Linked DNA regions of Homo sapiens: regions 2, 3, 4, 5 and 6 are each linked to region 1. Evidence: chromatin contacts called from ENCODE Hi-C or POLR2A ChIA-PET data. All regions are on one chromosome and are shown on one strand. Each heading gives the region's core, a stretch centred on a gene start or an enhancer-like site at or near the end of the contact. The rest is flanking DNA. Distances are from core to core; before and after follow the strand shown.

The links. Hi-C counts contacts between places; a loop is a spot of excess contacts on that map. ChIA-PET counts read pairs that join two places held with the same protein, here RNA polymerase II (POLR2A). Pooled maps may share reads with other maps.
Region 2: a loop to region 1 is called in a map of naive thymus-derived CD4-positive, alpha-beta T cell, with 18 times the contacts of the local background. The contact joins the promoter of DDIT3 here to the promoter of EIF4B in region 1. A Hi-C loop is called at or near these places in 1 of 168 maps with a recorded cell type or tissue (naive thymus-derived CD4-positive, alpha-beta T cell), 1 of 37 single-sample maps with no recorded cell type and 8 of 50 pooled maps.
Region 3: a map of CD8-positive, alpha-beta T cell shows a loop between it and region 1 (25-fold over the local background). The contact joins the promoter of CCNT1 here to the promoter of EIF4B in region 1. A Hi-C loop is called at or near these places in 2 of 168 maps with a recorded cell type or tissue (B cell and CD8-positive, alpha-beta T cell) and 7 of 50 pooled maps.
Region 4: a pooled map shows a loop between it and region 1 (13-fold over the local background). The contact joins the promoter of DDX23 here to the promoter of EIF4B in region 1. A Hi-C loop is called at or near these places in 5 of 50 pooled maps. POLR2A ChIA-PET finds 5 or more read pairs at or near these places in 3 of 52 experiments (AG04450, GM12878 and WTC11).
Region 5: a pooled map shows a loop between it and region 1 (16-fold over the local background). The contact joins the promoter of TMBIM6 here to the promoter of EIF4B in region 1. A Hi-C loop is called at or near these places in 1 of 37 single-sample maps with no recorded cell type and 8 of 50 pooled maps. POLR2A ChIA-PET finds 5 or more read pairs at or near these places in 1 of 52 experiments (activated T-cell).
Region 6: a loop to region 1 is called in a pooled map, with 11 times the contacts of the local background. The contact joins the promoter of BCDIN3D-AS1 here to the promoter of EIF4B in region 1. A Hi-C loop is called at or near these places in 7 of 50 pooled maps. POLR2A ChIA-PET finds 5 or more read pairs at or near these places in 3 of 52 experiments (BJ, GM10248 and OCI-LY7).

Annotation. Positions count from the first base shown.
Region 1 is chr12:53,004,612-53,008,548 of GRCh38, forward strand. EIF4B (eukaryotic translation initiation factor 4B) reads left to right here and starts at 1,845. Exons shown (of 15, transcript NM_001417.7): 1 at 1,845-1,885. The coding sequence starts at 1,873. RefSeq lists enhancers at 1,216-1,959, 1,960-2,703.
Region 2 is chr12:57,518,390-57,522,326 of GRCh38, forward strand. DDIT3 (DNA damage inducible transcript 3) reads right to left here and starts at 2,125. Exons shown (of 4, transcript NM_004083.6): 1 at 2,029-2,125. It overlaps LOC128125814, which reads right to left and starts at 2,091. Exons shown (of 2, transcript NM_001414991.1): 1 at 2,029-2,091. The coding sequence starts at 2,091. MIR616 (microRNA 616) reads right to left here and starts at 870; the gene lies at 774-870. It also overlaps a transcript of MBD6 not described here. RefSeq lists enhancers at 961-1,922, 1,893-2,022, 1,897-3,096, 1,923-2,882, 2,883-3,843 and 4 more and a silencer at 2,093-2,552.
Region 3 is chr12:48,714,817-48,718,753 of GRCh38, forward strand. CCNT1 (cyclin T1) reads right to left here and starts at 1,891. Exons shown (of 9, transcript NM_001240.4): 1 at 1,699-1,891. The coding sequence starts at 1,859. RefSeq lists enhancers at 1,656-1,935, 2,006-3,006, 2,406-2,645.
Region 4 is chr12:48,850,305-48,854,241 of GRCh38, forward strand. DDX23 (DEAD-box helicase 23) reads right to left here and starts at 1,859. Exons shown (of 17, transcript NM_004818.3): 1 at 1,780-1,859. It overlaps LOC105369755 (a long non-coding RNA gene), which reads left to right and starts at 1,417. Exons shown (of 2, transcript XR_944925.3): 1 at 1,417-1,510; 2 at 1,746-2,245. RefSeq lists enhancers at 1,715-1,904, 2,784-2,993.
Region 5 is chr12:49,739,317-49,743,253 of GRCh38, forward strand. It overlaps TMBIM6 (transmembrane BAX inhibitor motif containing 6), which reads left to right and starts at 2,241. Exons shown (of 10, transcript NM_003217.3): 1 at 2,241-2,295. RefSeq lists enhancers at 1,808-1,937, 1,866-2,557, 2,178-2,497.
Region 6 is chr12:49,826,649-49,830,585 of GRCh38, forward strand. BCDIN3D-AS1 (BCDIN3D antisense RNA 1) reads left to right here and starts at 1,895. Exons shown (of 3, transcript NR_027501.1): 1 at 1,895-2,096; 2 at 2,287-2,435. It overlaps NCKAP5L (NCK associated protein 5 like), which reads right to left and starts at 1,765. Exons shown (of 13, transcript NM_001037806.4): 1 at 1,674-1,765. RefSeq lists enhancers at 1-30, 1,174-1,223, 1,639-2,217, 2,218-2,796 and a silencer at 1,484-1,893.

The DNA.
Region 1 (3,937 bases), core at 595-3,094:
TATACGAATTCTAGATATACACCCATGTAACCACCACTCACATCAGGATACTAAGTAATCCTTTTTAAAATTTTATTTCAACTCATGACATTTCTCTGCCTTAAATCATTCCACACTTTCCCAATCCCCTCACATGATCAGCCTCACATGATCCAGCCCCTCTCTCTCAAGATTCATCCTGTACCACTCCTCCCTCCCCTGCCCTCACCATATTGCAGCAAACCCAACTGCGCATCCTGTCTTCTCCTAAACCTCTTCAGAAGACATTCCCAGGGATGGCAGCTTGTAATTTAGACCTCTGTCTGAATGTCACTTCCTCAGAGGTCTACTCTGACAGGCAATCTAAAGTTGCACCTAATAACTTATTACACCACCTTGTTTTAATTACTCACAGAATACTTGTTGTAATATTTTATTAGTTGCTTATTATCTGTCCTTCCCCCACTAGAATATAACCTCTTTTGGGACAGTTCTATTCCATGTTGTACCCGCAAGTGTCTGTGCCTGGCACACGGTGGGAAACAAAAATTTTCATTTAATGAATGAAATGGAACATCAGCTAGGGGAAGCATGAATAGCCCTAGTCTCAGAAATCCTAAAGGCCTAAGTTGGACTAAACCTAGTCAGCAAATTGGACCATTAAATGAGGTAAAAGCCCATGACAATTAAGTGTTCAGCATTTGTTACCTTCTTATTCCGTCTAAATATGCCTCATTAAAACCATTCTTACACAAGACGTTCGATTTGTTTTGCCTTTACAAAAAGTAATTTGAAAACAAACAGTGGTTGATGCCTGTAATCCCGGCACTGTGGGAGGCCTCGGAGGGAGGAATGCTTGAGTCCAGGAGTTCGAGACCAGCCCAGGCGACACAGGGAGACACACCGCCCCCCCCAAGCCCGCCACTCTGTCTCCACACAAAGACTTTTTTTTAATTAGCTGGTCCTGGAGGCACTCGCCTGTGGTCCCAGCTACTCAGGAGGCTGAGGTGGAAGAACTGCTTGAGCCCCGGAGGTTGAGGCTGCAGTGAGCCGAGATCGCGCCACTGCACTCCAGCTTGGGAGACAGGGCGAGACCCCGTCTCAAAAAATAAAAATAAATAAAAATAAAATCAGTGATTTCTGATGTGGCTTTTAAAAACTAGGCCGGGCGCGGTGGCTCACGCCTATAATCCAGCACTTTGGGAGGCCGAGGCGGGTGGATAGCCTGAGACCAGGAGTTCAAGACCAGCATGGCCAATATGGTGAAATATCCCGTTTCTACTAAAAATACAAAAAACTAGCAGCGAATGGTGGTGGGCGCCTGTAATCCCAGCTACTCCAGAGGCTGAGGCAGGTGAATCGCCTGAACCCGAGAGGCGGGGGTTGCAATGAGCCGAGGTCGCGCACGCCATTGCACTCCAGCCCGGACAACAGGAGCGAAACTCCGTCTCAAAAAAGTACATTAAACTCAGAATCTTCCCTTTCAGCACATCCATTTCGCCACACCCATCACCGGCTCCGTGCAGAGTAAGCAGAAGCAGCAGCGAAGCCCCGCCCTTCCCGCCACTCTTCCGGCAGGAAGTCTGTGCGTCAGGAGGCCGGCCAGGACTCAGCTCCAGCCCCGCGCTCGCGTGTAGCCCTACGTAAAGCGTGAGGGGTTTCGCGACAACCCAGGCCCCGCCCCTTTGGCCACATGTCGCGCATGTCTTCCCGTCGGACGGCGTGCCACCTCGCCGCGCAGCTTTACGAACCTAGAGCAGCGCCGCCCCGCCTCCTGTCTCCGTCCTCACCTCCCCGCCCCCTCCCAGCTTCGCGTCTCCTAGCTCGACGCGCCCGCTATAATCACGTGATTGCCTCATCCGGGTCTTTTGCGTTCTCTTTCCCTCTCCCAACATGGCGGCCTCAGGTGAGCGAGCAGCCGAGCGCGGCCAAGGACTGGGCTCTGAAACCCCCCTCCGAGCGTGATCCACTGATTTCCTGAAGTCGGGGAATTGCTGGCACTGGTTCCTTTCTGAATTGAGGGCTGCGGCAGGCTGGCGGCGTGGCCCTGTTAGGTTACTGCCTCTGGATGTTTGGGGGGGAGGGGAAGGACACCTTCCCCTCCCCCTCACACTCTTTTCACCCTTTCTGCGCGAGATTGGAATAGGCAGTAATGGTAGACTCTGGCTTGAATTGGGGAAGGAGGCGCAGAAAGGTGTGCGGGTGGTGCGAGGCCTTTTCGTAGACGTGAATCACCGTGCCCGCGTGAAGGCGTGGAGGAAGGAAGGAGGCGGTTGCTGCGCGGACGAGTGCACATTAGACTACGTCTCCAAGGCGCGAGGCTGTAGCGGACCGGAGTGGGGGGTAGGGGAGTAAGTGTGGTGGGGGGGAGCAGTTGGAACGCGAGCGCGAGTTGGTGGAGGGGCGGGGGAAGGCAGCGGTGCGCGTGCGCGGTAGGAGACACGAGGGTAGTAGAGACGGGCGCGCCTTCAATGCGTGCGCTAGAACCCAGATGGGAAGCTTTTTAACGCGCCTGTGTTGCGCACTTATGTCCTTTTAGGTTGTCTCTTCCCTTTCTAGAGTGTGGGCCCTGTGCCTGTATTCTTCTAAGGGTGTGTGTGTTAGCCTTGGAGGTTGGTGCTATTGGCGTTAGATGGGGGTGGGGAATCCAGTTAGGTGCGCCCACGTGTTGGAGAAGCACCGGTGTGCACCTAGATTTCCTTCTAGGCTTTTTTCTCATACTCAATTGGAGGCATTTTTTACTCAGCGCAGCTATATGCCAGGATCAGGTTTCGCTTCCGGCGCTTCCATGTTGGTTGAATTTGGATAGCTCCAATGGTAGATTTCAGCCTTTTTTTTTTTTTTTTTTTTTTTTTTTTAAGGTAACTGTGCAACTACCAGCAGGTACTTTTAAAATAGTGCTTACTAATGGCTGGAGTTGCTTACTTCTTTAGACAACCTTGGAGGGGAGTATCAGTGCCTTGCAAGTCTAATTACATTTCTAATGGGCTTATAAAAGCAGTGATGACCCAACATCTTGTAGCATTGATTTTAGTTTGAGGAATATAGTTTGTTTTCTCTGGCATGACCTTGCATTCTTCAAAACATTATTTGAACTTCTATCTCTGGGTGCTCATTTCTTACCTAGTAATTCATCGTCTCTATTACAAAGAAGCTAAGGGTTTTGGTTGGCTTTGGAAAATGTTGAGAAATTTGAGGTGCATTTGAACATCTTTCATTGGTGTAACGCTTGACAGTTGACCAAGCACTTTTGTGCATGTTGTCTCCTTCCATCCTGAGGTACTGCAGAGAGCTAGTGGTATTTCTCAGCTAAGGAATATTATTTAAGGCCACACTGCTCTCAGCTGGCAGAGCAAGGTCATAATCTTTGAGACTCCTTAGCAACTTAAAAGTATCAAGGTGTCATCATCAGTTTAGGACGCTGCCCGAAAGCATCTGAAGTTTACAAAAATGTTCATATTTTTTTCTCCAGTGGGCTAGTAAAAGTCCTAAATATATTTTAAACTAACCATTGCTTAAAGTACTTACTTGGTCTGGATTTGCCACCTTAACAGTTTAGTATCGTAATTTAGTGAAGAAAATCTGTGTTTTCTTAACTTTTGTGTAATTTTTAGAGGCGGAACATAGGACAGCAATTCATGTCCTTCGTTTTACCGAGTTGAGGGAAATCCAGACTGATAAAAGGGATTTACTCTGACGTCCCATTCTCTTGTTCTTCCATATTTACTCTACCCCCTTGAAAACCCTCATCTCCTTTAATTCACTTCAGTAAATCTTTTTAGCTGGTACTGGTATCTGAGCACAAGTCACATCTTTCAGTCTGTTCTTGAGGAATCTGGGGTTTATCGGATTGTTTCCCCGCTCCTCTTTCCAGTCACACTGGCTTTGTGAAGTAACCAGTATTCCCTGATGTGGGAAATGGATGTTATGTGTTCTGTGTGAAAATACATAAAACAAC
Region 2 (3,937 bases), core at 875-3,374, 4.5 Mb after region 1:
CCCACAGGGCTGACATCCTCCAAATGTACATTTCCAGTCTGGACCTCTTCCAGAACTTCAGACTCTGCTGTCTACTGCCTACTTGCCATTTCTTTTTCAATGTCTAATAGGCACCTAAGACTATGTGCAAAGGCAAACTCTTGCTGATTTTCCCCTTCCAAGGTCATCCCCATCTCAGATGACAACTCTAGTTGCTTAAGCTAAAAACCTTGGTATCATCCTTCATTCCTCTTCTCTCACACCCTGCAATCCAAAGTACTAGCAAATTTTAACTCATTCCTTTTTTTCTGAGACGGGTCTCACTCTTTTTGCCCAGGCTGGAAGGCAGTGGCGCAATCGGCTCACTGCAACCTCCGCCTGCTGGGTTCAAGCGATTCTCCTGCTTCAGCCTCCGGAGTAGCTGGGATTACAGGCATGCACTGCCATGCCCGGCTAATTTTTGTATTTTTAGTAAAGATGGGATTTCACCATGTTGGCCAGGCTGGTCTTGAACTCCTGACCTCAGGTGATCCACCCACCTCTGGTCTCCCAAAGTGCTGGGATTACAGGTGTGAGCCACCATGCCCGGCCCTTAACTCATTCTTTAAAAATGAGTTTTTAAAACCTTTGCTTAGAAGAATCTAAACACTTCTAATTCCATTGTTTCCAATCTAGATCAATTCACTACCATCTCTAAATTACTGCAGAAACTTTCTGACTGCAGAAGGTCTTCCCATTTCTTCTCTTGCCACCCCTCCGCAACTCTATTCACCATACAGCAGCCTGAGTGAGCCTTTTAAAACAGGTCATTCCTCTGCTCAAACCCTCCAATGACTTCCTATTTCATGTCATGGAAGTCACTGAAGGGTTTTGAGTGGAGGAATTACCTAAGGTAATTCCTGACCACCTGATGTAACACTCTGACCTCCATCCTGAACATTCTCCATTCCTTTCTCTGCTTTAGCTTTCTCCGTGGCACTTATATTTTGTTTACTGTAGGCCTCCCACTGAGATGATTTTTTCCTCTTGCTCAAGGATGTACCCTGAGCCCCAAACTGTGTGGCACACAGTAGGTCCTCATTAAGTATTTGTTAAGAATGAATGGATAAACTCCCCCCAGTCTCTCTTATAGGGAAGGGGCAGAAGCAGAGTGGCAGCTGCTGATCCCTAGGGGCTAGAGATGCAATATTGCCCGAAGTATTTCTCTGCAGGGCTGTCCTCCCTGGGGAACCCTCCCTTGCCTTCCAGTGTGTGGGACTTGGCTTTCATCAGCAGTAGAGCCTCAGGTCAGAAGGCTGCAGAGCCAAACGGGGCTGGCCTGATGCAATGGTTACACAGAGATTAGCTGGGAGACAGGACCGGGTTAAAGAGGCAGGGACTAATCCCGAGGGAAGGACAATACCCTGGGGAGACCCCAAATGGCCTCCTACACTTAAGAGATCCAGGCTGCTCTCTTGTGCAGGAGGCCCAGAGACCTCTACGGCAAAAGGAAAACACACCACTCCCTGTCCATCGGCACCCCTCCCAAAGGCTTGTGTCTCCTCAAGGTTCCCCTATCCGCTGCAGGGTCCAGTAGCCCCAGCTACCAAGGTGGCCATGCTGACACCAGAGGCACTGAGACTGAGACAGAATTGGGGGTGGGGTAGGGAGAAGGCCCGCTGGTGGCGAAGCGGCGGAAACGGCCTGAGCGATGGTCACCCAGTCTTAGAGCGGGGGTGTGTCCTGCTGACCTGCCTCCCCGCGGACAGGCCTAACGATGAGGCCTGAAGTTGGCTACGGGAAAGAATGAATTTCCCAAGGGCAACCGAGGTCCCTTTGCCCAGCAGCACAGAGCAGGGCCCGTGTTCCGGCTCCGGGCAGGGGTGGAGAGACGCCGTCGTCCGAAGCAATAGGGGTTTGTAAGCACCACCCCAGAATAAGGGACTCTCCCCATTCCTCTCTCGGACGGTCCCTAACTTCACTGTGGAGGAGTGAGGCCGATCCTAAAGAGCGGACGCCCCAACTTTGAGGAGACGGGAGGGTAAAAGGTAGATGGGAATCAGTACTCGCCTCTCTCCTCAGGTTCCAGCTCTGATTTTGGCTCTGTCGCTGCCACCCGCTCATCTTTAACATGATACGCTCAGTGCCTTAGACTTAAGTCTCTGACCTCGGGAGCGCCTGGCTGTAATCTTTTACCATGGCCTTGCCCTCCTCTCAGGGGCGGGACCCCAAAACCTACCAATCAGAAAGTGGCACGCCGGCATTGGCCCCGCCCCGTCCCTCGCATCCGCCACTCAGGAGCCCCGCGGCACCGCCCCCGTCGCTCCCTCTCGCTAGGGGGTCGACGTAGTGTCGGACCCGGAAGTGGCTTTGGGTCACGAGGCTTCACGGAGGAGGTGGGTGAGTCATGCGCGCGCGCGGAGGGGAGTGTAGCGGGGGGGGAGGGGAGGAAAGGGGGGCGGGGATGATGCAATGTTTGGCAACCGGTGTCTGCACGCGCACGCGCAGGGGACACCGAGGGTGGTGGGAGGTGCGGAGGGTGGGGGAGAGGAGAGAGGGCGGGGCGCCAGCTCCCGGCGCCCAACGGCCCCAACGGCTATCAGCCTTGGTCGCCCCTAGTCGGTCGTGAGCCTCTTTGCCGCTTGTCTCCCCCAGAAGCTGCTGTTCCGCCCACCTAGCTTTACCCGCCGTTTTACCCCCACTATAAGGGACTCCCATATTTCTTGGCCCCTCCCAGCTAATGGGCACATAGGCCTTTTGAACTTTTCTTTTTAAAGTTGGTATCCATCCACTGGGATTGTCGACATCTCGAGTCTTCTTAAAGAGGTCTCCTGGCCGGGCTCAGTGGCTTACGCCTGTAATCCCAGCACTTTGGGAGGCTGAGGAGAGCGGATCACTTGAGGTCAGGAGTTCGAGATCAGCCTGACCAACATGGTGAAACCCCGTCTCTACTAAAAATACAAAAATTAGCCGGGTGTGGTGATGCGCGCCTGTAATCCCAGCTACTCTGGAGGCAGAGGCAGAAGAATCGCTTGAACCCTGGAGGCGGATGTTGCAGTGACCGAGATCGCGCCACTGCACTCCAGCCTGGGTGACAGAGCGAGACTACGTTTCACCAAAAACAAAAAACAAAACAAACAAACAAAAAAACGGGGGTGGTCTCCTGTTCTAGCCCCGTAAATCTCCCAAAAGGGGCCGAGGTACTGGAATCCCTTGGTAGTCATTTTCCGCTTCTCTCAGAACAGCGCCCTTGACTTTTACCTTGTAGTTGGTAAGCCCTCAGCCTGCCAGAAGTCATGTATTTTGCCCAGTGGACCCGATTCTGTTTGGCCACCTATTTTCCCCCACGGTACTCCTATGGCTTTCTCCAAGACCCTCTCTTGCTGTACCAGACAGCAAGTCCTGTGACTCCCTGTGTGAGGAGCGCGGCACAGGCCTGCCTCCTAGGTGTTCGGGTCGAGATTTACAGCGGAGTCTCATCCCGGGACGTGTGAGTGCACTTCAGCGCAGGACTGCCCTGGACTGGGGAGACCGGAGCCGCGATTTTAGACTCAACTCCCCATCACTTGCCAAGGGATCTTACCGTCCTTGTTTGTAAATTAAAGATAAAAGTTGTGAAGGTAAAATGAGAACCATGAACTTGGAGGCAACTTGACCAAAAGTAAAACGCACCACCCAGAATGCAAAGTATTTTTCTTGTGCCTTGAAAACAGAGGCCATGTGGTGGCCTGTTACATATCCTGTCATACCCTCATGGGGGCAGCCAGAGTTTAAGTAGAAACTGTCACAAGGCCGGTTGTGACTGGAGTGGTGTGGCAATGACAGGTCTTTGGTTAGGCTGCTCCGCTGCTCCACACCTCCATTTCCTCTCTGAAAATGGGGGTAGTGTGGAGGGTGGACCAGATGGTCTCCCCTGGCCTAAAGACAGACCAGGTTGTCAGTGACAGGCAGAGGTCATGTGACTTGACAGGCTGAGGTC
Region 3 (3,937 bases), core at 641-3,140, 4.3 Mb before region 1:
ATAAGGCGGCCAGGCGCGGTGGCTCACACTCTGTCGCCCACACTGGAGTGCGGTGGCACCATCTTGGCCCACTGAAACCTCTACCTCCCAAATTCAAGCGATTCTCCTGCCTCAGCTTCCCCAGTAGCTGAGATTACAGGCGCCCACCAACAGACCTGGCTACTTTTTGTATTTTTAGTAGAGACATGGTTTCACCATGTTGGCCAGGCTGGTCTTGAACTCCTGGCCTCAACTGATCGACCTGCCTTGGCCTCCGAAAGTGCTGGTATTACAGGCGCGAGCCACCGCGCCTGGCTGACAACCTTAATGACAACACACATACAAAAAGGAAAGCATTTTAAGGATGCACTGAAATAGAATTTCGAACAAAAAGATTTAACTCCATACTGACAGGATGCTTAGGAAACAAACCTGGACATCAGCAGGAAACAAACTGGCGATAAAACAGACACCCATTTTGAGATGAACACACCCTTAAGATACACACATTACTGTCAGCCACACATTTAAATAGAAGCTGCACCCAAGAAAATTTTCACACGCAGAGTGGAAAGAAATTTAAAACTATACTAGTTTTCTCCACCATAAAATAAGTGTATTTCCTAACAAACAAAAATATGTGGGAGAGGTTACCTCATTTTTTTTTTAATTTTTTTTTTCTGAGACGGAGTTTCACTATTGTTGCCCAAGCTGGAGTGCAGTGGCGCCATCTCGGCTAACTGCAACCTCCGCCTCCCGGGTTCAAGCGATTTTCCTGCGTCGGCCTCCTGACTAGCTGGGATTACAGCTGCCCGCCACTACGCCGGGGTAATTTTTTGTATTTTTAGTAGAGACAGGGGTTTAATCATGTTGGCCAGGCTGGTCTCGAACTCCTGACCTCAGGTGATCCACCCGCCTCGGCCTCCCAAAGTGCAGAGATTACAGGCGTGAGCCACCGCATCCAGCCGTTACCTCATTTTTGAAAATGAAATACATATCATCACTCTAAGTAAGTTAAGGACCCGGTATTTTGTAAACTATTTAAAACATTAGATTCGTGGGTATCCCCTACAAACGTAAACTAACATCTTTCCTCTGAAATTCTATAAAACAGTAGCTACTAACTGAGCATCTGAATGCAAAGCACTGTGCTGGACACAGAATCAAACACAAGAGGTATTATCCCATTTTATAGACAAGACGGCCAAAAATTTGAGAGGTCACTTAAACAGCTAGTAGATGAGGAATGGATTTTGGACCAAGGCTGAGGCATTAATTCTAGTCCACCCTTTATAACACTTTCAGGTACTGAATTTCTCGAAATTTACACACTAGGTTTGGGAGGCAGCCGTCAACAGAGAAACCTCTGCCAGACCTAGACCCCTAGGGCACAGCGGAAAATGAGAATCTTAACGTCACCAGAGCAGATCAGAACACAATGAAGACAGAGTTGGAAGGGCTGGTTAAAACACAAAGCCGGGAAGGATACGAATTCCCAGCAAGGCTGGCGGCACGGGTGAGCGAGCGGGAAATCAACTCTGCCTCGCTTCCCTAGCGCTAACTGAGTTTCAGCCCGCCCCATCGTGGGCTCTCCCAACTAGACATCCAGCTTCTGCCCACCTTCTTCCCCACTTTCGTCCCCCCCACAGAGCCTGAGACCCGGACGCCAGAGCATGGCGGGACCAACTCCAAGGCCGAAGGCCTAGGCCACAAGGATACACGTTAAGACGCTGCCCCATGTCCTGAAGCAGATTGGCCGCCTGCTGGCGATAAGAAAGTTCTTTATCTGGGTCCACGCCAAAACGACGGGATGGGCTATTTTCCAGCTGTTCTCGAGTGAAATACCACCGTTTGTTGTTGTTCTTCCTCTCTCCCTCCATAGTGCTTCAACCAGAAGGCAGCGGCGAAGGCTGCAGGCACTTCCCAGCGTCACCTAAGAGGCGACCCACATCCGCTGTGCGGGGGCAACTGCGACTTGACGAACTTCCGCTAAGCGTCGACCGCCGGGTTGTTACTTGCCTCCGTAGAGGAAGCAAAAGTCAAAGGACCTACTTCCGGAATGCACCTCGCTACACCCCGTAGCCGAGTTAACAGCCAATATGCGACCAGAAAAAACCTTGAGGCGAGGACGCAGGCGCGTCACGTGACCGTTGGGCGGTGGAGTGGGGTTAGAAGTTCTTTCTTAAAAACCGTGTATCTTCCCGCGAGAACCGGATTGAGCGTTGGCGCCCCGGGTCAGGCTGCGAGGCCGCAATTATAGTGGGATGGGGCGGCCGCCCACGCGCCGCTTGGCGGTTCTTACGAGAACTTTGTTTGTGACGGCAGTGGTGATGTAAAATGGGGCAGATGGGCCGGGCGCGGTGGTTCACGCCTGTAATCCCAGCACTTTGGGAGCCCGAAGCGGGCGGATCACGAGGTCAGGAGTTCGAGACCAGCCTGGCCAATATGGTGAAACCCCCGTCTCTACTAAAAATACAAAATTAGCCGGCGTGGTGTCGCGCGCCTGTAGTCCCAGCTACTCGGGAAGCTGAGGCAGGAGAATCGCTTGAACCCGGGAGGCGGAGATCGCAGTGAGCCGAGATCACGCCACTGCACCCCAGCCTCCAGCCTGGGTGAGAAAGCGAGACTCCGTCTCAAAAAAATAAAATAAGTAAAAATGTGGCAGATGAACTTGAAAGAGAAAGTAGGTGAGGCTGTCAGAAACTGAAAAACAGAATCAAATGGTGGGGCTCTTTCGTATATCGGAGCATAAAGCAACTAGAAGGCTGTTACATTGTTGGTAGCAATGTAAAATGCGACAACCCATTTGGAGAGGTCGCTTTAATGTGTAGCCAAAGGCATGAAAACATTCTCACGTTGTTCGCCAGTGATCCAACTTAAAGGAATAAAATGAAATTAATAACATTAATTAAGAGCTTACATGTCCCAGGCACAATACTGACTTAAATATACTGTTTCATTTATTCAGCACAACTCTAAGAGGTAATTTTTAAGTACGTTTGCGAATGGGTGAACTAAAACTGCCCCTTGAGTGTGGAAAGCCTCCACCACTACCCCTCACTTGCACAGATTAGCAAGTTCTTGCCCTCTGTCAAAATATTTCCCAGCTCCTTTGCCGGGCGCGGTGGCTCAAGCCTATAATCCCAGCACTTTGGGAGGCCAAGGCGGGTGGATCACCTGAAGTCGGGAGTTCGAGACCAGCCTGGCCAACATGGTGAAACCTCATCTCTACTGAAAATACAAAAATTAGCCAGGCGTGGTGGCGCACGCCTGTACTCCCAGCTACTCGGGAGGCTGAGGCAGGAGAATCATTTGAACCCGGGAGGCAGAAGTTGCAGTGGGCCGAAATCGCGCCACTGCACTCCAGCCTGGGCAACATTGCGAGACTCCTTCTCAAAAAAAAAAAAAAAAAAAAAGATACATCCCAGCTCCAGCCTCTGATAACTGTTTGGTGCTGGGCAAGATAGTTAACTTCTCTATGCCTCTTTTCTGTGATAATACCTATGTTTTAGATAGTGAAAGGGAGTAAAGATTTAATGAGTAAAAAGTATTTATAATAGTACCTAGTACTTAGAAAATATTCAGTAGCCCTTATTGTTATAATATTTGTTACATTGTATTGAAATTGAAGGCAAGAGCAATGCCTTCATTTTTGTATGGCACTTACCTAGTAAAGCCCTGGCCCTAGTAAATAGTCCATAAATCTTTGTCAGATAAATGTGCAAAACACCCACAATACAGAAACTGAGGCTTTGGGAGTTTGCCCTCACTACACCACTAATAAGTGTAGATCTTAAATCTAATTCCATTGATCTTTCCATTCACGCAAGCTGTATTCCTGCTTTTCTGGAACCATATTCAGTTTACCTTGATTAAATATGGGTAATTTTAGATAGATTTGGATAATATTAGAATCCTTCATCTTGCTTTGATAATATTTTGGGTTTTGTCATTTCTA
Region 4 (3,937 bases), core at 609-3,108, 4.2 Mb before region 1:
TTTATAGTTTCAGCAACCTAATAGTTTGTGGTGCCATAGCAAACAAACTGGAGAAGACTAGGGAACGAACAGATTTAAGAGGAAATCAAACGTTTCATTTTGGCCAGGTTGAGTGTGAGAATATCTGTGGAGATTCCCAGAAGGCAAAGAGAAATGCAAATCTGAACTTAGGGGAGAGGGTCTGTAGACAAAAACTTGAGTCACCAATACACAGATAGCTTTTAAAGCCATGGGACACTAAATGATATTACCTAAGTAGGCAGCATAGTGAAAGAAAAAAAATAGAGAAGAAGCTCCAGAATTGAGCTCTGGAACACTTTAACAGGAGTTAGCCACGGGATGAACCAGAGAAAAAGACTGAAAAGAACTAGCAGCCAGTGAGAAAAGACAAAGAAAAGCATGGCAACGAAGAAGCCAAAAACATGTTTCAAGGAGGGAGGGGTCAACTGTGTCAAGTACCACCGAAGTGGAGAGGGAATAAGGGACAGGGAAGTAACCACTGAATTTGGAAAAATGGAGATTATTGGTGACCTTGACAAGAGCTGTTTCAGTTGCATTGCGGGAATGGAAGCCTGAGTGGAATGAGTTTGGAAGAGAATGAAAAATGAGAAGAAGACAGTAAATACAGGCAACTTTTATTACAGGTTCTATTATCACAAGGGCCAAATAACCAGGCTGACTCTGGCCATGCTTCCCAGCAGCCTTCCTCTCAAACCTCCAGATCTTCAGGTCCTCAGTTCTTGCAGGGCAGGGGCACATTCTTTTTTTTCACTCAATGACGTATTTAACAAGCATCTACTGTACGCAAGGCACAGTGCTAGGTGCTATGTGAGTTACAAAAATAAATTCTGTTCACAGGAAGTGTTTAGAACAACAGGGTTATGAGGTCGGACGCGGTGGCTCACGCATGTAATCCTAACACTTTAAGAGGCCGAGACAGGTGGATTGCCTGAGCTCAGGAGTTCGAGACCAGCCTGGGGAACACGGTGAAACCCCGTCTCTACTAAAAATACAAAAAATTAGCCGGGCGTGGCGGCGTGCGCCTGTAATCACAGCTACTCGGGAGGCTGAGACAGGAGAATCGCTTGAACCCGGGAGGCGGAGGTTGCAGAGAACCAAGATCGTGCCATTGCACTCCAGCCTAGGCGACAGAGCGAGACTCCGTCTCAAAAAAAAAAAGAAAAGAAAAGAAAAAAAAGAACAATAGGGGGTATGAGACACATACCAAGAAGAGTATCAAGGCTCAGATGTAGTAATACAGGTGTTCAAAGGCGTTTCCTTTCACTTGTAAAAGGTGATGTGGAAGGCTTGGAAGAGGAAGTGACGCTTGAGCTTTTAAGTATAAGTAGAATTTTAAGATATGTAATTAAGGACGCGGAAAAGAAGTCATTCCCGGCAAAAGAAATAATACGGCCGGCGCAGAGGCGGGAAAACATGGACTGACTGCGAGAGAAAAGCCAGAGTTCCAGTTTGGCTGCACCAAAGGCTACTTTAAGCATGAAAGAATAAGGTCAGACTGGGGGTATCAGAGGCGCTGTGCCCATAGGCAGAGTCCTGGGAGGAAAATATCGTGCAGGGACGTGGCCTGTGCCCGGAGGAGCCAACACTACCCCTGGGGCCCGCGCCCCTTCACTCCAGCCCGCCCGAGCTTCCCGGGTTCATGCCCCTTCTCTGAGGCGTTCTTTCCCGCCTCATCCAGGAGGCAGGGGCCACCGCCGTGCCCTGACTCTAGCCCTTTCTGTAAGCTCGTGGGAACCGCCTCCACCGCCCGGGACTCACCACCCTGAGTCTGAACCGCCCAACGCGGCCTCAACGTCGCGGAGCCGTCGCCATCTTTCCCGTTTCCTGGTCGCGGAGATGAACACCCCCCACCCCCCCGGCCGCGAGGCAAGCTGGGAAGGCGAGTTCCTGGAGCTGGGCGGCACAGGCCGACACTGAGGCCTGGAAACTACCAATCCCAGAATGCATGACTTGAGCGCCGGCCCCAGGCTGCGGGGTCTGCCGGGCAATGTGGTTTGCCAGACGTTAGCGTCCGGGAAGGAAGAGTTTTTCGCCAATAGGCTTTCGGCATTAGGTTCTCCCGCCGAGCACCCTTCTTGGAATCGGCTGGTCTTCCTAGAAACTACGGTCTATGACTGTCCTTGCCCGTGGCTTACAGTGGAGGAATTTAAGGGCTTCCTGAGATATCTGTAGTACGTAATTATAGCTAACAACCGCAGTAACAATAAATACCATTCGTGGAAAAGCGGTTTTTATAATAATTCTGTGAGAATGGGGCTAGCCCCATTTTACAGTTGGACAAACTAAAGATCAGGTTACCGGAGTAGGTTCACAAGGAGGGTGATGCAGTTCTCCATTGTGTGTGGAACTATCCCAGGCTTAGGAGGACGTTTTAGCAACCTTGGCCCCTGCAGCCGGGTGAATGCCATAACAACCCCCAGTTATTGTTACAGCTCCAAATGAGCCCACACAATGGGCTCTAAAGTCCTCCCGGAAGGATGGTATCTCCTGGGCTCTAGCACCTGTTTTCTCAACATTCCAGATGGAACCCTGGTTTCCTCAATTTCTTGCCCTTTGGAATGTGACCAATTGTTGAGCTATCTTGGTATTTTTGCTTCTTTCTTCCCCCAGATTCCCCTACTTCAGTCTTCCACTGAGTTTTGTTGTTGCTGTTGTTGTTGTTGTTGATGTTGTTGTTGTTGTTTTAACCTCAAATCGTAAGTTCACTTTGTGTTTCTCTTTGGTCTTATGGGTTCATAACTCTTTCCCTCAAAACAAAACAAAACATTGCAGTTGCGGAAACGGTTTAGATAACCAGAAGTATCTCGGACCTCCCTTCCCATTTTGCCAGCAGCAGGTTTGTTGCTTCAATTCCACATGGCTGTAGGTCTGCCTTTTCTCTCTGAATATGCCCAAGCTCTCAAGCAGAGCCTCAGGATAGACCCAAGTAATCCTAAAGCCCTGAGCATCACGTACAATGGCCCAAAGTAACCCTCGGAGACACACACTTCTCTTAGAACCTGCAGCCTTTCACCTCCCAGCTTCTACTCCAGAGAGAACGCAAGGGAAAGAAGAGAGCTCTGAGATCTGTTAGGTGTAATTCACCACAAAAGCACGAGAGGGCGCTCGACTCACAGATTCACAGATTAAACTAAGAATCAGACCAACCATGGTAGGCCAGAATCTTCAAAAACTGCAGCCACTTTTTATTGAGAATCTTCTAAGTGCTCAGCTCTGGGCTGGACACTTAACCTACCTTATTTGTTTTACTTAGTTCTCATAGCAGTATGAGATGAGTGCTATCTCCATTTTACTGGTAAGGAGATTGTGGCCCAGAAAGAGTAATTATGCCTTCAAAGGCCACATAGTTAAAAGAATGGGCCAGGTGAGGTGGCTCATGCTTGTATCTCAGCACTTTGGGAGGCCAAGACAGGAGGACTGCTTGAGCCCAGGAGGTCGAGGTCGCAGTGAGCCATGCTCGTGCCACTGCACTACAGCCTGGGTGACAGAGCAAAACCCTGACTGGAAAAAAAAAAAAAAGAAAGAAAGAAAAAAGAAAAGAAAAGAATGGAGCCAAAATTCAGGTTCATTTAACTTCAGAGTCCATTACCTTTCCCCATTTTCAGGCTGCCATCTCAACTCTCTTTAAATTGAGCTCCTGGAGGGTGATAAAGCTTGTCCCAGTTCATAGTGGCAGAGTTCCTCTAGTACTTGTGCGCACATCTCATGACACATGTAAGACATTGGGCTTCAAGGATACTTGTTATTTGTCTTGCCCCACTAGTTCTCTCACAAACATGAATCTTTGTTTTCTTATTTGTTTGTATTTTTATTTTATTTTATTTATTTATTTATTTTTGAGATGGAGTCTCGCTCTGTCGCCAAGCTGGAGTGCAGTGGTGCAATCTCGGCTCACTGCAATCTCCACCTCCCTGGT
Region 5 (3,937 bases), core at 991-3,490, 3.3 Mb before region 1:
GCCAAAACAAAAGAAAAAGGGGTGCCCAAACAAGTCACCTTGAAGTTTGATGCCTGTGCTGTCATTAATAGCAATAAGTTAGGAAGGGGATGTGGCTCTTTTAGTTGGGAAAAAGGCTATATGACCGAAAATAAGTACATTTGTCATGAATGAGGACTGTGTGAAAATGAATGTGGATACTGGTCTTGTGTCATTTAGGCCACTTGGATAAAAAATGAAAAGGATCCAGTCCACCTTCAGAAAGGAAAAAATGGCTCTTCCTGTACTAAGGGACAATGTAACCCCTTAGAGCTAGTAATAACCAATCCCCTTGATCCTCGCTGGAAAAAAAGGGGAGCGTGTGACCTTAGGAATCGACAGGGCTGGACTGGATCGTCGAGTAAATATCTTAGTTCGAGGAGAAGTCTGTGGAAAATTTAACCTTACCAATTGCTGCCTGCACATAGATGATCAGAGGCAAGTAGTCGAAGATATAGTTAAAGACATGACGAAACTGGCACATGTGCCTGTACAAGTGTGACACGGATTTGACCCTGAAGCTATGTTTAAAAATGGTTCCCAGTGCTAGGAGGATTTAAAACTCTTATAATAAAAATTATAGTAGTAATAGCCTGCTTACTGATCCCTTATTTACTATCTGTACTCATTCAAATGGTAAAAGGTTTCATCACTACTCTAGTTCACCAGAATGCTTCAGCACAAGTGTACTACATAAATCACTATCGATCTGTCATGCAGGAAGACATAGGTAGTGAAGATGAAGGTGAGAACTCCCACTAATAAAATGAGTGAGAGTCTCAAAGTGGGGGAATAAGGGAGGAGACCACCCCTCATATTGTCTTATGCCCAATTTCTGCCTCCAAAGAAAGAAGTAGTAAAAACTAAAAGGCAGAAATGAAATCCACAAGCAGACAGCCAGGCACCACACCCTGGGCCTCGTAGTTAAAGATCGACCCCTGACCTAATCGGTTATGTTATCTATAGATTACAGACATTGTATAGAAAAGCACTGTGAAAATCCCTGTCCTGTTCTGATCTAATTACCGGTGCATGCTTGCTCAATCGATCACTACCCTCTCAAGCGGATCCCTTTAGAGTTGTGAGGCCTTAAAAGGGACAGGAATTGCTCACTCAGGGAGCTCAGCTCTTGAGACAGGAGTCTTGGCCGATGCTCCTGGCGGAATAAACCGCTTCCTGCTTTAACTCGGTGTCTGAGGGGTTTTGTCTGCGGCTTGTCCTGCTACACTACAGCAAAAATTAGGTTGTATTATAGAAAATTAACTTTTTTGGTTTTTTTGAGACGGGGTCTCGCTCTGTCTCCCAGGCTGGAGTGCAGTGGCACCATCTCGGCTCACTGCAACCTTCACCTCCAGGGTCAAGCAATTCTCCTGCCTCAGCCTCCCGAGTAGTTGGGATTACAGGCACACGCCACCACGCCCAGCTAATTTTTTAAATTTTTAATAGAGATGGGGTTTTACCATGTTAGCCAGGCTGGTCTCAAACTCCTGGCCTCAAGTGATCTGCCCACCTCAGCCTCCCAAAGTGCTGGGATTACAGACGTAAGCCACCACGCCCAGCCGAAAATTAACTTCTATTAATTGCATACCTGGGTTTGCCTACTGAGAATCATACCCTGGATATTTGTATTCTTTACTGAAAAGAACTGTTCTATCTTTCCAGAAAGTGGTTTCCTAAATTCTGGTTTTCCTCCTGGAATCCTGCTATTTCCTTCTCGCATACTCTAGAGAAATCGAAGTGTTTTCAAAGGTGCTCTGAAGCTTACGCTCCACTAGTTTCACAGTAAATCGCCCCTTGCGAGGGCGCTTTTTTTTTTTTTTTAATGTGTTCTCTGAATCGCTTTCCCCCTTTAACACTGCATGACAAGACTAAAGCCAGAATCCCAAGACTGCAGCGCTACCCCTTCACAAGCCGTCGGGCTGTCCCGGGCGGGGCCGGCCCATTTTCACTTTCTCCACTAGAGGCAGCAGCGCACCGTGACCCTGGCTTACTACGGTAAGAAAGCGGAGACCTTTTGCTTCGAGGCGGTTGGTGGCCAGTAGTCTTGATCGACAAGCTCAGGCCTCTGAACTAAGCAGCCGCTGTTTATGCACGTACAGCCAATGGAAAGGCAGGAGTGCGGCCAACGGCCAATGAGGACTGGTCTTAAGCGGACCACAGGGCGGGGTTTCCCTCGAGAGGCGAACGCCGGGTAAAAGATCGGGAGCGGAAGTGGGCGAGTCAGAGCACATCCGGTGTTAGAAGCGCTGGTAGGCCTTGGAGAGGCGGGTTAGGAAGGTACGTCTGAACCTAGTACTGGGCGAACTGGGAGTGAGAAATGGAAAGGGAGTTAGCAGTTACTGTCTGAGCAAGAGTGGCAGTAGCTTCCTTCTGCGGACAGATGGCACCCTGAAGGAACGAGGCCCTGCTCGGAGACCAGACTCGGGAAAACAGGGTGTGGAGGGAAGCTAGGGAACTAGTGCTGCGCGTGCGCAACAGTGCTGAAGCGGGGGTGGGGCGGAGGCGAGTCTGCGGGGGTTTTGGGGGGTGTCGAGGCCTCTATTCTGCCCCAGAGCGCTGGCGAAGGCCCCTTCTCAGCCCGCCTTTTCCTTTCTCCCGCTCCTTCTCCTCTACTAAGTGTAGACGCAGGGCCCCTTGGCCTAGCTTCGATCGTTCGAATTCAGAGCACGTCCTTCCGAGGTGAAGGAACGCGAAACTCCACCCATCCGATTGCTGTTCGGCTGCGGGCGGGTCCTTTGGTCGGGCTGACCCTGGGTGAGCGGCCCGGAGCCAAGACTCGAGGTAGGGCCTGGCGGGCGGGTGATGTCACACTCCTCTGTGACACGCGAGGCTCCTCAGTTACTTAGCCAACGGCAGAGGCGGGAAGTGAGAGGAGTCTGGGGCTGGGGCTGCCTTCCAGGCCCACGGGGCGGCCCCGCTCTTTTCGGATTGGTTACCTTTGGGCAGGTGAGGTGGCTTTGCTTTGCTTGGTCTTGAGGTTTTGTGGGCGTCTTTCTAAGTCTGCTCAGCAAGGGCGTCGTTGGGCAGTTTTTATCTTGGGCCTACTTGCTGGACCTGTGGTAACAAGTAGGCTTTGGTATCTTTGTATATTTACTGAGTGTAGAATTACTACCCGGTGCCAGCCCGGGCTGCTTGGGGTCATCAGCCTTTCATTGACCACCCCCACAACAAAAATCACTATGAACTTGAGACTGTGTTCTAGCAACTTGTGAATGTGTAACCCAGTAGAAGGGCTGACTGTGCTTGAAACAGACAAGGATTTTAAGGTCAAAGGTAAATAAATGGCAAATGGACTTTTCTAGTTACTTATTGATATTTATTTACAGTTTATCTTTTGTATGTGTGGTTTAAGAATTGAATTCTGGAAAGATACCGGAATTGCATAAACACATTTCTTATGACCTGCGTATACACACTTTTTTCTGTAATTATTGTATTTACACTCTTTGGTGTTTTCTTATTCTTTGTGTCTAATATTTTTGTTCTGGCCTAAAGAATATGTTGACATTTAGATTCTCTGCCGCCACTTTCCTCCAGTAGGGACAGAATAGTTGAACCCTTGAGAAATACAATCTGTACTTTTGATCCATAGTTTGCTTCTTCCGTTATTTATCTGGTTGTGGAAACATGGTTTAGTACCTTCCTCCTCTTTTTTTTTTTTTTTTTTTTTGAGGCAGAGTCTCACTGTCGCCCAGGCTAGAGTGCAGTGGCGCAGTCATGGCTCACTTGAACCTTGACCTCTCCTGGCTTAGGTGATCCACCCCAGCCTCCTGAGTAGCTAGGACCACAGGTGGACGTCACCAGCTCCAGCTAATTTTTGTATTTTTTGTGGAGATGGGGTATCACCATGTTGCCCAGGCTTACCAACTCCAGAACTCAAGCGATTTATTTATTTATTATTATTATTATGTTTTTTTTT
Region 6 (3,937 bases), core at 645-3,144, 3.2 Mb before region 1:
CCAACTACTGACATTTAAAGATGGGGAAACTGAGCCCCAGAGAGCAAACTGTCTTGGCCAAGGTCATACAGCAAGCTAGGAAAAGTAGGGACCAGAGCTTCTGACTCTGTCTTTATTGATACCCGCTTGCTCCCCAAACACTTAGGTCTTCACCGGCCTATCATGAAGATCCTTCTTCCCTGCCAACCACAGCACCTGCCCCTCCAGGTCCTCACTCTCTTCGTGAGGGCCAGAGCTGGAGAAAGATGCTGGAGGGACAAAGCCACCTCATGCACAGACCATAGACTTTGAAAACAAGCTTGAACATGGGAATATCTCCCCGGAAAGGAATACACACGGTTTCTTTGGGATAGGAAACCCACTAATCCCAGGTTGTTTTTAGGAAGATGGGGGGACCAATTTGAGAAGTGAATTTTCCTATCACACAAGGAGTCTCAGAGAGCCAGATGGCGTAATGTCTGCAAGGGAGGGTCTGCAACAAGGCAAATGGGCTATGTTCATTTTCCCCGAAAGTACTGACCACAAAACGGTAAGGCATTGACACTCTTTCTACTGCTCCCCAGGCCACCCCTGCCCGGGCCACTTCCTCTGGCTGACCATTGTGCTTAAGAAGGAGGACCCATGACAGACGCGGAGAAGTGGGAGGGAGGGATTGCCTCTACAGCCAGAGAACTCCTTAGCCCAAGACCCCCAGCTCCTCAGCAAGGCAGGCCTTTAAGAAGTAGCAGCTGGACAGACTAAGTGGACTCAGCTGATCCAGCCCTGGGATGCCTGGAAAACCAGGCCTGTGGGAGGTGAGGGCCCTCTGTGCCCTTGGGGCCGTGCCAGGACTGGAGATAACGCGGGACCTTGGGCCCAGGACAGGGAGAGGGGAGCTAGGATCCGGGCAGCCGCTTTCTTAGTTGGGCTAAGCCAGGGAAGCGTCGGGCACAGATGAATTCTCTGCATTCTTCTGGCACCGCAGCCAGCACCCAGAGGGCCTTTTCTGCAGACGCTGCCCTGTCCCTGCTCCCTGCCCAACCAACCCTTCTCCCTCCCTTAGCTTCTCTTCAGCGTGCAGCCCACCAGGTCCTTCCTCCTTCCCGCAGCCCCTCAAAGCCTTTGAAGGGGCTGTTCTCTAGGAGACCCGGTCTTTCCGCCTCTCCCCGCCTTCCCCAGGCCCTACCGCCCCAGGCCACGGGGAATGGGAAGGAGTGCGAAAGGGAGCCCCAGGCTCGTCTCCGCGCCTGCGCTTTGGGGAGAGAGCCCCTCCCCCCGCAATAACCCGGCACCGCTAAGCGGCACCCGGACGGTGGGATGCGGGTTGGGTGGGGTGAGCAGCTGGGGCAAGGTCAGTGCTTTCAAAGAGGGAGGGGAGCCCGGCCCCCGGAACATCCCCCACTCCCGAAAGTTTCCCTTCCGGGGCCACGGAGTGTGCGCGAGGATGGCGCGGGGGGCGGGAGGGGGTGGGGTGGGGGTGCACAGAGTCGCAGCCGGACCCCCGAGGAGGGTGCGGCTGGAGGGAGGGACGGAGGGGCGGGCAGCAGGGTTTGGGCAGGAAGCCGCGACGCCCTCTCCGACTCTGTACTGCCACGAGAGCCTTACCCTCCACACCCCACTCCCCCCGGCCCGGAGCTACAGATCGCCCCCCCGCACTCGCCGCCCTTTCAATCCCAAGTAGACCCAGAACTCACCGAAATCAGGTGTTGAGCTGGGCCAGGGCAGGCCGGATCCGCCAGGTCCATGGCCGCGGCTTGGGGGCGGGGGGCAGAGAAAGGGGGGTGCCGGAGCCGCCTCCTGATGTCAAGGCTTTAAAGGGGCCGGGGAGCCCCGCCCCTGGCCCTGACCCCGCCTCCCTCCTCCCTAGCAGCCAATCCACGTTCAGCCTGGATGCGCGCCCCTCCCAGCCCCCTCCAGATGTTCCCAGGACGCGAGCTAAGTCTGCCCGGCCGGCGCGCGCCGCTTCCGCTTTGGTGGGAAGGACCTCCCTTCCCCCTTATAGAAACACTTTCTCCAGGCCGGGCCGGGCTTGGTAAACCTCAGCCGTGCCTGGGTAGAGGACGCCGGGCTGGGCCGAGCGGGGGTGGAATGAGGGCGTCTAGAACAGAGAAAACTAAGTAGGTGCGCGCGGGCCCACAGGCATGCGCGTTTGCTTCTGTGGGGCTGGGCGTGCACGTGTATGTGTGGTTGTGAGCGTCGGTGTTTGTAATTTGCTTTTCTGCATACGTGTTGGGTGTAAATCCATGGGGGAAAGGCTTGAGTGCCTCTTTGGCCTTAAATGCTCCCGCCTCTCTCTTCCTTCTCCAGGATGGGGTCGTCCCCCCAGTAATCTGGAAAACAGTTACAGCAACAGGCTCCTCTCATCAGACGGCAGTGCTGGTCGTTTCCTCACTGGTTTGCGGGGAAGGCTGGGCAGAAAAAGGATGCAACCTTGTTCTCAACCACTTGCTATCTCGGTGAGGATGAGGAAAAGCAAACAGCCCATCCAGGCCCCTGCAGAGCCTCAGAGCTTCAATATCATTCCCATTAGTCCTTAATTAAACACCTATTTGCCCTTGCCTAAATACCGTATAACCCTCACAGCCTGCATTGTAGTGACTGCCCCAGAAATGTAGGTTCTCACCTGGGTTCTGCAGGGAAATACGAAGGAATCCCTAGGTACAGTCTCCGCCTACTTCATTAAAATTTCTTTTGTTGCGAGTATACAAAGGATGCAGCTTAGAGTATCATATTAGTCCAATAAAGGAACATAAAAAGTAAGGCAAGTTAGGGTGCTCAGATTGGCTAGGATTAAGAGTTCTTTTCTGAAGGAGGTTTATTTAAATACGGAATTTGAAGGGCAGAGAGAGCTTGAGTAGGGTCCAGGCAGGGTAAAGGCCACAAGGAGATTCAGATAGGAAAGAGCAAATTATCTGCGTGGGACCGTGAGCAGATCACCGTGGTACGTTGGGAAGTGGGAGAAATTAATGGAGGAGGTTTCTTATGGAGGAGAGCAGAATAAGGATATGGATGTGACAAGACATAAGATAAAGAAGTCATTTTGGGTTCTTGAGCATAGAGGTAGTTTGATGAAAAGAGTGCCCAAGGACAGCTATTACTGGAACCTAAAAGATGTCTTGATGGGTACCCCCACCAGCTTTCTCATTTTTTTGCTTAAAAAATATTTTATTCTTTTCTTTTCTCTGAGATGGAGTCTCACTCTGTCCCAGGTTGGACGGAGTGCAGTGGCACAATCTCTGCTCACTGCAACCTCCACCTCCTGATTTCAGGTGATTCTCCTGCCTCAGCCTCCCAAGTAGCTGGTATTATAAGAGTGCACCACCACACCTGGCTAATTTTTGTATTTTTAGTAGAGACGGAGGCTTCACCATGTTGGCCAGGCTGGTCTCGAACTCCTGACCTCAGGTGATTTGCCCACCTCGGCCTCCCAAAGTGCTAGGATTATAGATGTGAGCCACCATGCCCGGCCCTTAAATTATTCTTAACGTGCAATAAAATGCACACATCTTAGGTGCTTTGTTTGGTGAATTTCAAAATATACACCTATGTAATTAACACCCAAAACAAGATACTGAACCACCACCCTATAAAGTTCCCTCATGCCCCTTTATAGTTGATCACCCCACACCCACCACCACCCTCCCCTGGCAACTTCCTGAATTATAGCACCATAGATTTGTCTGCATTTGTATTTCACATATATGGAGCTTTACAGTATGTACTTGTGTCTGTATCCTTTAGCTTAGTAATGTTTTTGAGATCCATCCATGTGTATCAGTAATCTGTTCTTTTTTATTGCTGAGTATTATTCCATTGCATGAATATATCACAATGTGTTTATCCATTCTTCAATTGATGGATATTTGGGTATTTCCAGTTGGGGTTATGATGAATATGGCTGCTATTAACATTCTGGTGCAAATATTTTCATAGACATGTTTTCATTTCTCCTTTTCAC